2 separate regions of the Homo sapiens genome follow, and region 2 is linked to region 1. A link is a loop called in an ENCODE intact Hi-C map of the cell type or tissue named here. Cell type or tissue: PC-9. All regions are shown on one strand.

Region 1 (4,000 bases):
TTTATTTTGTCCTGAAGTTATTAAGGATATTCATTAGGAATTTTTAAATGCCAGTGCCTTTCTAGGATAGACTCTAAATTATGTTGTGGGGCCGCTTGCATGCAAGCCGATGTTCAAGATTTGCTGTTATTAAATAATGTCTAGACCCTGTACATATCTGTTTTGTGTAATTATCAATCCTCATCTTTTTTTTCAGATTTGGCATTATTCAGAAACAAAGTATATTAAGACTCTAAATGCTTAGCTACACTACTGGAATTATGACTTAGCTAAATTTATAAGAAGTAAAGTGGAGTTGATCAGCAGATTTGATGGTCTGTTTAAAGAGTCTGTGCTTTTCTGTAGAAAGAGGTCTGAACGAGACATTTTAGCTAATGAATCAAAATCAGATATGTGGTCATTATTGCCTGATTATTACTCCATCTGCTCTGCGCTAACGTGAAAATCAATTACTGTGTCTCTTTCCCACTGACAGCGTATGTTGATCGGGCTGGCAAGAGATCTTCGAGGGATTGCCTTTGCACTGAACACAAAGACCAGCTACACCATGCTGTTTGACTGGATGTATCCTTATTACACTGTGACAATACCAGCTCTGTGCACAGAGGGATGCCAGGCCCCTCGCTTTCGTTTAATAGTATGGCACAGTAGGGAAGAGGAAACAAAGCTAAATGAACTAATGTGTAATCAGCTAAAAATTACAGCACAGTGGCAGCAGAGCAGATAACTGAGCACAGTATTTGGAGACCCAGCTCAGAGAAGTCACTTTTTTGGTGCCGTTAAATATTGATAACTTAAAAATGACTTCCCCCAAATGATTGTTTATGTTGGAGTTGAAGGGATAATCTGGCTAACATCTTTAGGGATCAATGAATCCTACCATTTGACATTTTTGAGGGGAGATTTGAATCTCCATCTCAATTAGCAAGGCTGGGAAGATCATTTTATCTCTTCAAGGCCTAACCCATCATGCCACAGTTTTTCATTATCATGAAGATAATGAATGGACATGGAAAGGGAAAAATAAATAAGTCAAGGTTTGTCATTTGGTGTAAAATTTGAATTGACCTTTGCCAAGGGTTAGTACAGACAGGAAAAAAAAAAAAAACCCCCCACAGAAATGCCTTATCATGTAAGAGTTAAAAGAGCATAGACTTTGGTGATAGACAGACCCGGCTTAAAATCCCAGCTCTTCATTTACTGTGTTGTGAACCTTGGCAAGTCATTTCACCTGTCTGAGTCTTGGTTTTCTCATTTGAAAACAGATACAATTCAGTATCATGGTATATTGTAACCATTAAAATAGGTAAAGTGTACTCTGTATAATGTCTGGCACATTTTTGGTAGTTGTAAATGGTCGTTAATATTGTTCTAATAGTGTTGTATGACTTATGTTTGATCCCAGCAGGAAGTGATATTGTATGCAAGTCATCTAAGTGTTATATAATGCTTTCATGTCTTTTATGCATGAAACCATCAGAGCATGTGAAAAAAATTATATAATCTGAAAGCTAATTTACTTTTTAATCTAAACTATTTCTCAGTTACTTTTTTTAAACCCTCCTTATCCAAAGTTTCCTGTAAATTAAATTGCAATAGAAACTTCTTAAAGGTAACTGTCAACTACTATGCCACAGTTATGGCCAAAAATATAACTAATAGGGGATCTAGGCATGTTTTAGGGAGAACTCTACATATTATAAAAATTTTTAAACATTAATTTGATACTGACATATCTTTAATTATTATTAAAATATACTTCATCAGATTTATGTACCCAGAGAAGGGTTACAGATAAAATTTTTATGTCATTGAGTAATCATGCACATGGTTTTTATCTACATATAATATGTACAGAGATTATGAAATTTCAACATGGAAAGTCTTAAAATTCTCTTAACAGTGACAGTTAAACTGGAATTATATATGACCCTTTTATTTCTGCCTTTTTTTTAATTTTTAAGATACGGGGTCTTGTATGTTGCTCAGGCTGGACTCAAACTCCTGGGCTCAAGCGATCCTCCCACCTCAGCCTCCTGACTAGCTGGGACTGTGGTGCTACAGGTGTGCTCCACTGCACCCAGCTTGACTCTTTTATTTCTCTAAACATAAAGAGCAACTCTCAAAATCAAAATTTTCATTATTTGAAAAATAATAAAAGTCTACTTTGGGCACTGTAATATCGATGGTGATCTTGAAACCAGTCTACAACTCTAGGCTATCTAGTGATTAACATTTCATGTTTTTCTCTTCAACAGTTTCAACCAAGAGTCAAGGTCAGAAACCTTCCCCTCAGTGTCAAAGAAGAACTATCTGCCGTAATTGATACTGCCCAAAATTTAGAGAAGATACTGTATTGTTTTCCATTTCCTTATTTAGCTCCTTTGGGGGTAGCGGGGGAACCTTTCTGAAATGAAACTTTTGTCCAGCAGATGGCAGAAAATAGCAAACGGAAAATCTTGGGACTTAATGTTTTCTTGTGAACTAGAAACCTTTGTCTCCTCCATTTGACCATAGATGTTGAAGTTATCAGGGTCAGGGGCGGAGAGAAGTGTCAGTTATGCCAGAAGCTGTGTTAGATTGCCAAATGGGGTGGTTTGGTACTGGCGTTGCTTATAATAATTGAGTTTCAGTAGCAAATCAGCTTCCTTGGGAAAAGGCCAAGGGCTTTTCATAATTGTATTGACAACAAAATGAATATGATAAATGGTGTTCATTCAGTTGAGACAAGATTTATAGTTTTCCTTTGGGCGAGGGATGAAGAGCAAATATTTATAATAATAGTAAAATTTGTTTAAAAGTTATATTATTTGATAATTCAAAAAGCTTTATTAAAATATTTTGAAATACTTTAAGCAGTTTCAGGTGATAAAGTACAGATTCTTTTCAAAGTATTCAAGTAATGCAAAAATGAATAAGTATGATAAAAAAATGCCATGGATATGAAAGTCATTTATTTTTCCTGAAATATTGATATGTCAAACCGTCAGTGATGATTTCCACATTACTGCTGGGGAAAGTTTATTTGCCTTTTATCCACATAAATGTGTGTTCTTTAATTTGTTATACAATCCTTAGCATGCAGAAGAAACATCCTGTAAGAGCACATGTCATCTTAAAGTCAAAATGCATTTTATTTATGGCGATTATTTGATAAAATGCTATTTTAGTGGTTAGCTATTTAATTCAAAAACATTTCTATAAACACTGACTGCATTAACTGCCACACAAACTACATTGCTTTTCACTCTGTCCTTCCAAAACTAAATTGCCTGAAACTACACAGCAACCATCTTGATAAATGGTTTCCAGGGCTGGAGAATTGAAGGAAGATCATTGACATACTTCTTTGCCCCTATGATGGGAATGCAACAATAAGAAAACACCTTAGCTTGCAGTGCATCTGATCTCCTTGTTTAAAATTTTCCTAGATCATACTTAAACTGAAGTATCAAAAATCCAGAGGGAAGTTGGGAAAAAAATTAAGAATTTGTATGACATTATTTCCTCATATGCAGTCTTTTAACTGTTAAAATCTGATCATTGAACTCACTGATTTTTAATCAGGAAGTCAGTGCTGTTATACAGTGGCAAGGCAAGATAACAAGATACATAGAGGAGCACAAACTTTGGAATAGGACAGTCCTAGATTCCAGTCCTGGATTCACCACTTAAACTGTGGGTCTTGAGTAAGCTACTTAATATCCCAGAATCACAATTTCGCTTTCCATAAAACAAGACTAATAAAACCTATCTCACAGGTATGTTGTAAGAAGTGTCATGATTCTGTGATTATGTAAAGGGCCCAGTACAGTGGCTGACATAAAGTAAATACTCTACAGCTGTTGTTAGTTCTGTTCCCTGATACATAATGAGACAAAGGAATCCCATTTGCTCACTTATTCAGCAAAGTGGGCTAAGGGCTGTGCTAGGTTCATGAGGAGTATAGATACTACCCCAAACAAAGTCAGTTTCTTATTTACATAAATTACTATAATCA
Region 2 (4,000 bases), 400 kb before region 1:
GAATACACTGCTAGATTCCCTAAGGATGGCCCTGAAGTAGTATAAAATCTGGGGTGCCTCTGAAATCATCAAAAATTCACTTATATTTAATAGGTCCATTAGGTCTATTCCATAGTATTCCTTGAGAAACAGATGGTCACAGGTAATCTTCATTAAACAGGTATTTATTGAACAACTACTTTGTGAGTGCAGAACTGAAAGATTCAGTGTTTGCCCCCAAGGAACTCACTGTCTAGTGAGGCAGACGTCAAGAAAACCAGTATTGATTGCACTGCTGTAGGAATACTGTGATTCAGAAAAGCCCAGGTTGGACATAAGGCAGGACAGCGCCCCTATAAATCCCATTCAATGCAACAGCAGTGTCTCCTGTGGAAATCATAATGACAGTTCATACATAACCAGATTTAGATCAATGACAGAGGGCTTAATGTACATATAGTTAAGCATCCCATAGAGAAACCACTTGCTACACGAACAGACACAATTTCCTATCTGTTGTTTACCCTTTCAGGAAATTACACTAGATTGGTCTTACAGTTTGAGCTTCGGAGGAATGTTCTGTATTTCATTTTGGAAACCTACGTTCCTTCCACTTTCCTGGTGGTGTTGTCCTGGGTTTCATTTTGGATCTCTCTCGATTCAGTCCCTGCAAGAACCTGCATTGGTAAGCAGCTCCAACAGGAGATTTCTAAGAACTGGCTTATCAGGTTACTTACTTTTTTTCCTTTTACCATTGTCTTCATTGATATTCCTAAGGCAGTTCCAAGAGTTGTTTTCTTGGGAGATTCTTTTACAGAGAAAGAAAGAGAGAGACAGAAAGAGACTACTTTAGGATTCTGGGTTTTTTGTTGTTGTTTTTTTTTTGGAGACAGAATTTCACTCTTGTTGCCCAGGTTGGAGTGGACTGGCGTGATCTCGGCTCACTGCAACCTCTGCCTTCCAGGTTCAAGTGACTCTCCTGCCTTATCATCCCAGGTAGCTGGGACTACAGGCATGTGCCATGATGCCCAACTTATTTTTGTATTTTTAGTAGAGATGGGGTTTCACCACGTTGCCCAGGCTGGTCCTGAACTCCTGACCTCAAGTGATCTGCCCACCTTGGCCTCCCAAAGTGCTGGGATTACAGGTGTGAGCCACTATGCCCTGCCAGGAGTGGTGCATTTTTAAACTTAAGTTTTACAGTGACAAGTAAGGGATCATTGTGCTTAGATGGTCTATTGTCAGTTCTTTTGCATATTTATCACCCCCTCCCAGGAGAAGACAGAACGTGAAACATTAAAAAAAAACACATCCCTCATATCTGTACAAAATGGACAAATCAACCCTATTCTAGAAGGTCGCAGACTTTTCAAAATGAGATGCATTCCATTTCTGGGTCTTGCCCTCACCCTGCCAATTCTCAAATGGGGACACTCTGCCAGGCTATGGTGGAGGACTAACCAGTCACTTTGTAGGAACATCCCCTGCCTGTTTTCCCAGGAGTGACGACCGTGTTATCAATGACCACACTGATGATCGGGTCCCGCACTTCTCTTCCCAACACCAACTGCTTCATCAAGGCCATCGATGTGTACCTGGGGATCTGCTTTAGCTTTGTGTTTGGGGCCTTGCTAGAATATGCAGTTGCTCACTACAGTTCCTTACAGCAGATGGCAGCCAAAGATAGGGTAAGAGTCTTGAGGGCCCTGTGTATGATCCATCACTGGTGCCGTGTGCTGATCTGTAGACATGGGCTGGACCTGGCTTCTATCCCCACCCCACCCGCAGTGATTCCCTGTGCTCCAGTGAGTCTTATCCTTGTTCAGGTGGGAGCAGCTGGAAGTCATGGTGCCCCTTGAAAAAGACCATTCTTTTCACCAAATACAATGAGATATTAATATGTTTAATTTTCCAGCAGAAAATATGTTATCTGTATGCAGCATAAAATCACAACCACAGGAGCAAGCATCCATGAAGAATCCAATATGAAAAAAACATGATCAGCTGCTTGCAAGTTTTATATTAATATATATTTACTATTTAATTCTTTTGTTGCATTATTTTGTCCTTAAATTATACAAGTAATGCTTTACTGAAAAATGTATGGAAATATTAGATTGTGACAAATTTCTTGGTGAGCATATTTTTCTGCTAATTGAGAAAAACTGTCATTATTTGGTTTAGCAATGGAACACTATAGTCCAGCTCTCTAAATAATAATAATAGTCATTATTTATCAAGCATTTACATGTGCCAGACACAGTAACAAGCCTTTTGCAAATACTATATTATTTTAAATGCTCATAACAACCCAATAAGGTTGTCTCCTTTTTTAAATTTATGAAATCTGATAACAAGAAGGGAAAGAGACTTACCGCAGGGGATATAGATACTAAGAGGTAGAGCTGGGATTCCAACCTAAACCTACTTGGTTCCAAAGCCTGACACTTATCCGCTATTCCCACTTGCAGAGAGCATTAGACCATGCTCTTAACTATCACCCTTTACAGGTTCATGGACCCCTAGTGTTATTTGGAAGCCAAATTTGATAGATAATGGCATTCTAAAGTTCATGCTAAGAAGCAAGAAAATGATAGGGATCCAGTTCAGAAGAGGTGCCCACCTTGAGCAAAGTGCTAGGACCACGGAGGATCTAATAGTGTAGAATGAGGAATCAAAATGACCCAAAGATCCAGTTGCTTTTTCCCTTGGGTTTGGCTACAGTGAGTAATGTTTCATAGTCATGTCATCCAAGCACCAAAGGCAAATGACCACGTGTGCCAGCCAAAGAGGAACATGGCTTTTATTTATTTTGCTCCCTTAGGCTTCCTTATGAGGGAGGAAGGAAGTTGAGTTACCTCCTCATCCCCCCGCCCAAGAATCTGGATTTACTAGATTGGCAAAATGGACATTGGTGAAATACTGACAGCCTCCTCTAAAGACACCAGAAAGCTCTTATTCTGCTGTGTATATGATAATCACTGCACTATGGAGTACTCACTGTGTCCTAAACATCCGTCAACATCTCCTTTAGTTCATCCAACAACACAATGAAATGAGTACCATTATTATCCCAATTTTACTCTTGAGAAATGTGCCACTAATTGATGTGGCACATTTCTCAAGGGTAAAATTGGGATAATAATGGTACTCATTTCATTGTCCTGTACAGTGATATGGTAACTCCCATAAGACCCCACACCTAGCAAGCGGCCTGGTCAAGGAACCAAACCACACTCTCTCTGACTTCACTACACTCCCACATTCCTGGGAGTTGACCCCAGCCATGTTGGAGAATGGCAACTCCTTGCAATGGCAGGGAGCATCACTATTTCTGCTTTGGTGGCAAAGCCTTTAAGACACAGCTGATTTCTATTATCTCTCGTAATCAGTTACTCCTTTCTCCCTGGAACAGAATTGAAGTCATCAAACACCTACCAGATGCTTTCCATTTTTTACCATTTAATCTTCCCATCAGTCTCAAGATGGCAATACCAATCACCATTTGGCAGGCGAGGAAATAAAGTCTTGGAGGGATTGAGGTGACTAAAGTTTCACAATAGTGAGAGGCCGAATGGAATTTGAACCCAGGTCCACTAACTTCAAAGCCTGAGCATTTCGCATCTGGCACACTGCTCAGGATATCCACAGTAGGCCATGTTTACTCCTCCTGTTATATATGCTGGTGACCTACAAATAGGTGTCTCCAAACAGGGCAACAGGAGCCCAAGCCTGGCTTATTGGCCAATTTCTGAAGCACTCAATGCCACTCTCTATTAAGCCTAATTATTCAACACTTAGGCCTCTAAACTTTTTATTAGCTCATTACCTACTTATTTATTTTGCTGAGTCAAGTCTTTTAAGCTAACTGCATTGTCTATGAACTAGGGGACAACAAAGGAAGTAGAAGAAGTCAGTATTACTAATATCATCAACAGCTCCATCTCCAGCTTTAAACGGAAGATCAGCTTTGCCAGCATTGAAATTTCCAGCGACAACGTTGACTACAGTGACTTGACAA

Evidence for each region. Hi-C counts contacts between places; a loop is a spot of excess contacts. Peaks named below come from ENCODE experiments on the same cell type or tissue, not always from the same donor. Only the 100,000 strongest peaks of a DNase experiment are listed, where the experiment ranks them.
Region 2: a loop joins it to region 1, with 8 times the contacts of the local background. A loop is called at or near these places in 6 of 110 quality-filtered maps.

The regions. Positions count from the first base shown.
Region 1 is chr5:171,205,049-171,209,048 of GRCh38, forward strand. It overlaps RANBP17 (RAN binding protein 17), which reads left to right. Exons shown (of 28, transcript NM_022897.5): 20 at 476-564. Among named protein-coding and RNA genes, the nearest start is that of TLX3, 100 kb to the right of the region's middle. In PC-9, CTCF peaks have their summits at 2,415 (motif pointing right) and 2,617; no DNase peak of the experiment used is centred here.
Region 2 is chr5:170,808,089-170,812,088 of GRCh38, forward strand. It overlaps GABRP (gamma-aminobutyric acid type A receptor subunit pi), which reads left to right. Exons shown (of 10, transcript NM_014211.3): 8 at 512-664; 9 at 1,480-1,667; 10 at 3,868-4,000. Among named protein-coding and RNA genes, the nearest start is that of GABRP, 26 kb to the left of the region's middle. In PC-9, a CTCF peak has its summit at 1,650 (motif pointing right); a DNase peak (open chromatin) is centred at 1,653.